Regions from separate parts of the Homo sapiens genome. Here region 1 is linked to region 2. The links are chromatin loops, found by intact Hi-C in ENCODE. Cell type or tissue: sigmoid colon. All regions are shown on one strand.

Region 1 (2,500 bases), 99 kb before region 2:
TTTCCCCCTTGAACTGAAGAGTTCCTATTCATGTCCTAGCTCTAGGACCAGTGATTTAACAATGCCATTCCATCTTCTCTGCCCCCTCTATTTGAAGTCCTTGGAATTAGGAACTGCAAGATCTGGTGCCTTTAGGTCAGGGCCCACCATGTGTGGTTAGGTACGTCCTACTCTGCCAAGGATATGAATTGGGGTGAAATCCATCCCTCAGTCCTTGCCAGGCTGAATGCTTTGATATGGAGCTAGTCCGCTGAGGGGAAAGAGTACCATTTGCTAATTTGCAGGATGACACTGCCTCTAGAGACTCTGTGTGATATCTATTGAGTTTCTAAGACTTTAGCCCTCTGGCCTCCTTGAAGCTCTCCCACAAGAACCTCTCCTAAGGCTTTCACCTTTGGCTGAGTCTGCTCACCCTGGCAGTTCCTCTCATTGATGAGAAGCTTATAGCCTTTCTTGCAACTGCATTCGAAGCTGCCCACTGTGTTGCGGCAAATATGGTCACAGCCCCCGTTGTTTAAGCGGCACTCATCTATATCTGAAGAAGGAGGACAAAACAGGATAAAAGATACTATCAAAGGCTGAGAACAAACAAGGAGAAAGATCCCTCCCTCACTGACAGAGACATGCAAAAATCAAGGAGTCCTGGGCCTGCCTCTTCTTGATCTCTCTCTGTCTCTTTCTCTTTCTCTTTCCTGTCTCTCTCTCTCTTTCCTGTCTCTGTTTCTTCCCTGTTCAGGGGATCTGTGGCCATTAGTAACACCCTCTCTTCTGGGATTGAGTGTTCTTATAAGGGGACAAATTGGAACCAAAACTAGGAACAGGCCCTCAGGGAATTACCTAGAGGAGGGGCAGGTGGGCATTTGACCTAACAGGCTAGCCCTTAGTCTCCAGCTGATGGCCATTCCCTGAAAGGTTGGTGGGTAAGGGTTATCTCTTTCCTGTCCCTCAGGACGGGGGGTTGGGGGGGTGCGGGGCAAGGAGAGGTGGAGGGTCTAAAGGGACTCACTGAAAACGGGCAGCCCTTTAGGGAGGAGGAGGAGCTGGGAAAGAGGCCAGGCAGGGAGGACCTCCAGGAGAGCCAGTGAGGCTGGGTAGCTGATGGGGGAGGGCTGGGGGCCAGGCAAGGGGCTGGACTGGGAGAGATCTGGAGAGACTCAGGCCTGAGGCAGCTTTCAGCACTAGTAAGGGAAAGGGGGGCTGGTGAATGGCTTCCTTCCTGAGGTCAAGTTCCCCAAGCTGGTGGCAGACAGGACCCAGGCTACTCACCCCTGGTTGGGGGAAGGGGCAGGGAGGGCAGCCTTTCACTTCACTCTTAGCATACCTGTCAACAGTTCTTCCCAGCAGGAAACCTCTCAACTCTGGCTGGCTGACCTGCTGCCCTAGCCTCCCCCCTCCTCTCGCAGCTGTTGGGCCAAAAGACACAAAGAACGAGCCCAGTCCTCCTCGTCCCCACTCCTTGTGACCAGGGGATATGGACCTAATGAATCATCATTTTCAGTATGGCTACCCTGCCTTTTTCCTCCACCCTTTCCCCCCATTCTCCCTCAGACCTGGCTAATTAAAAGGAAGGGAAACAGAATGCATAATGTGGGTAACTATACTGTAATAACAGTTAACACAAAGTGTTTCCATTTGCCAAGCACTGTTCTAAGTACTTTTTATGTAATCACTCTTTTAATCACAACACAGTATGAGGCGAGCACTATGGAAAACTGAGGCACAGAGACATTAAGTGACTTGTCCAGGATCACAGAGCTAGTAGGAGACAGGGCTGGGATCTGAACCCAGCTTCAGTCCTCCTAACTAGTATCCTACTCTCCCTTTGACCAGTACAGCCTTTCGAGGGGTAGACATCATTTCCCCAGAGCCCACTGGGAAGGTCTGAGGAATGTGGGGTAAGAAGGTTATGGAACACACCTGTGACCTCATGCACACACACAGTCAGGGCTCAAATATCCTTCCAGACCCAGGAGCAAATGTGAATCGCATGTCCATTAACTAAGAGGGTTAGGGACCCATGGGGGATAGGAATGAGAGTAGGGAAACAAGGTGGGGTAGGGGAAGGGGGCACTAAGGAACTGGCTGGACTTCTCTGTCCCTTGAACTGAGATGAAACAGGCAGATAGGAGACAACCCTTAGCTATGTCCTGGGTTCTTCATAAGAAGGAGGTTGAGGAGGTGTCATCCCCTAATAGGCACCCTATCTCTGGTCCCAACCTCAGCCCCTTACCAAAGGTCACTCTGCTTCTGTCCTCTCAAAGTCCTTACCTTTGCACGTCTTCCTGTCTGGCTGCAGCATGAAGCCCACAGGGCAGGTGCAGTGGACACCAGTCGCTGCATCATGGCACTTACTGTCACAGCCCCCGTTGTTGACAGCACAGGTCTCTGTTTAGGAGGGAAGTGGGGGATGGTAATGAGGTTACAAGCCTGGAGGAGTCCCAAACTCTGAGGGTAGTGGAGACCACAGAGGCCCGAGGGAAGGCCTCAGCTGCCTCTCTGT
Region 2 (2,500 bases):
TTCCCACGCTTCCCGCCCTGCGCCGGGCTTCTGTGGCTTTAGTTTCCTCGTTGCCGCCCAGCGCTCCACTTCTGTCCCACTCTCGACTTCCGCTCCTCCACGCTCCTTTGCCCCTTTCTGCCCCTCAGCACCCCCAAGACCCTGAGGCCGCTACCCCCCTTCCCGCCGCCCCCAGGGACCCCCTTGGCAATTGGGGAGGCCCCTTCCCCGACGCCAACAACACGCCTTTCTCCCTCACCCAGATACCATCAGCAAAATGCCAGACGTCAAGGAGAGTGTGCCCCCGAAATATCCTGGCGACTCAGAGGGCAGGTCCTGTAAGCCCGAAACCTCAGGACCCCCCCAGGAAGACAAGAGCGGCTCCGAGGACCCCCCTCCCTGTAGGTCCAGCTCGGCAGTCCCTGTGGCCCCCTAGGGGGTGCTTAGTGTGGGGGGTCCGCAGGCCCCCCCATCCCCCAAGTTTTCTCTCTTCACTATCCCTCTCTCGTTTGTCTTTCTCCGTTTCTCCCCCACCCGCCTTTACTTACAGGCCCGAGGGCAGAGGTCTTCAAAGAGTTTTTGGTTCTAGAGAAAGAAGTGACCCAAGCGTGATTACTTGAATCTGACAAGATTTGAGACTGAGTCGGTTCAAAGCCCTCCTTTGTATTGTATTTTGAATATGTAGGGGGGATTGGCAGATAGATCTGGGATTGATTTTAAAGAACCCAAATGATCCCAGACGGGAATTGGGTTTTCTCAGCGCTTTGCTAACTCAAGAAATAGTAGTGTCCTGGGCCCAGTCTCTAGCTCGGTTCTGTAGTGGGTGTTCTTTTGTGTTCTTGTTGGGGCACAAGGTCTTCTCCGCGCTTCGTGGTAGGTCCAGTCTCACTGGGACTCATGCTGTATTTCTCTTAATCTCCAGAGAACGTAACTAGTCATCAAACTGAGGAGCTGTCCGTGTGCAACAACTCAAGATAAAATTCTTGACTATTGAAATGCGAAAAATTAGATTGAGGCTTTGCGGCTGAATTAGATTGGTTTTTCTTGTGGCCACATGAGGTCGCTGCTGGTTAACTGAATGGCACCAAAAGGCATATTGGGGTCATTTCCAACAGCTATGAACCTGAGGTAGGATGAAAAATCCGTTTTTTTGTACACACAATTTAAGTTTTTGAGGTGTCTATTTAAATGAGTCCATATATAAAACAACTCTCAGTAAAATGAATAATCAAATTCCTTTTTAAAAAAATTTGAAATTTTGTGTATTAGGTTGACTTGGTTGTTATATTACTTGAAAATGTCTTTGTCCTTGGGATCTGGATTTTTAAAATCTATTTCGGTTAAATTTTATCTCTAATTTCTCTTTGAGCTCTCCTCATTCCTGAATTTTAGAGCTGTTTTGGAATTGCTTAGTGCTGTGTAACTTTTGAGCAACAGAAGTCTTATCAAGGCAGGCTATGAACTTTGATTTGTTGTAGTTGGAAAGTGTTTCTGTGTATATTTCCCTCCGTCCCTCAATAAGCTGCTGTAGTTCAATCCCCTTCTGAAGATTTTCTCTTAGCTCTCATTTAGCATTAGTGAATTAGCAGTGAGTCTGTTTACATATTTGATTGTGTTTTGCCATTTTGGCTGAAACTAAAGACTTCAGAGAGGCTGCAGAAATAAAGGGAACCTCAAGCGTCCACTTAAGGTCCAGTTCACCTTCATGTTTACCTAAGCAGAGACTCAGTGGATTTTTGGTAAAGGTCTACAATCTCCTTAACTTTTTATTTTTAAATATCGTAAGTCTGCTGGAAAGTAAAAAATAATACAGTGAATGCCCACAGTGTTAATATTCTGCCGTATTGCTTTTTCTCTCTCCCTGTATTTCCCCCTCCTGCCTTTTAAAATTGCAACGTCTTGACTTCTTTTAATTTTTGTTGTTGTTGATGGGTTTTTTTTTTTTTATAAACTAGCTGTTTTTTGAGACGGAGTCTCTGTCACCCAGGCTAGAGTGCAATGGTGCGATCTCGGCTCACTGCAACCTCCACCTCCTGGGTTCAAGCGATTCTCCTGCCTTAGCCTCCTGAGTAGCTGGGATTATAAGCATGTGCCACCATGCCCAGCTAATTTTTGTATTTTTAGGAGAGACGGGGTTTCACCATGTCGGCCAGGCTGGTCTCGAACTCCTGACCTCAGGTGATCTGCCTGCCTTAGCCTCCCAAAGTGCTGGGATTATAGGCAAGAGCCACAGCACCTGGCCTTGACTTCTTTTAATTTTTAAATTTTTGTGGGTACATAGTAGGTGTGTATATTTATCAGGTATATGGGATATTTTGATACAGGCATACAATGTGTAATAATCACATCAGGGTAAATGCGGTACACATCATCTCAAGGATTTATCCTTTGTGTTACAAACAATCCAATTATACTCTTTTAGTTATTTTAAAATGTGCAACTAAATTATTGTTGACTACAGTCATTCTGTTCTCTCAAATACTAGATCTTATTCATTCTATTTTTTGTACCCATTAACCAT

Evidence for each region. Peaks named below come from ENCODE experiments on the same cell type or tissue, not always from the same donor. Only the 100,000 strongest peaks of a DNase experiment are listed, where the experiment ranks them.
Region 1: it touches region 2 in a loop (5-fold over the local background); 84 of 110 quality-filtered maps call a loop at or near these places.

The regions. Positions count from the first base shown.
Region 1 is chr6:35,237,787-35,240,286 of GRCh38, reverse strand. SCUBE3 (signal peptide, CUB domain and EGF like domain containing 3) reads right to left here. Exons shown (of 22, transcript NM_152753.4): 7 at 2,269-2,385; 8 at 413-535. The region is part of intron 3 of SCUBE3-AS1 (SCUBE3 antisense RNA 1); the gene reads left to right. Among named protein-coding and RNA genes, the nearest start is that of SCUBE3-AS1, 20 kb to the left of the region's middle. RefSeq lists a silencer at 1,181-1,475. In sigmoid colon, no CTCF peak of the experiment used is centred here; a DNase peak (open chromatin) is centred at 1,106.
Region 2 is chr6:35,138,627-35,141,126 of GRCh38, reverse strand. It overlaps TCP11 (t-complex 11), which reads left to right. Exons shown (of 10, transcript NM_001370687.1): 2 at 243-380. The coding sequence starts at 257. Among named protein-coding and RNA genes, the nearest start is that of TCP11, 1.5 kb to the left of the region's middle. In sigmoid colon, a CTCF peak has its summit at 1,025 (motif pointing right); a DNase peak (open chromatin) is centred at 1,046; H3K4me3 peaks cover 248 bases; H3K27me3 peaks cover 566 bases.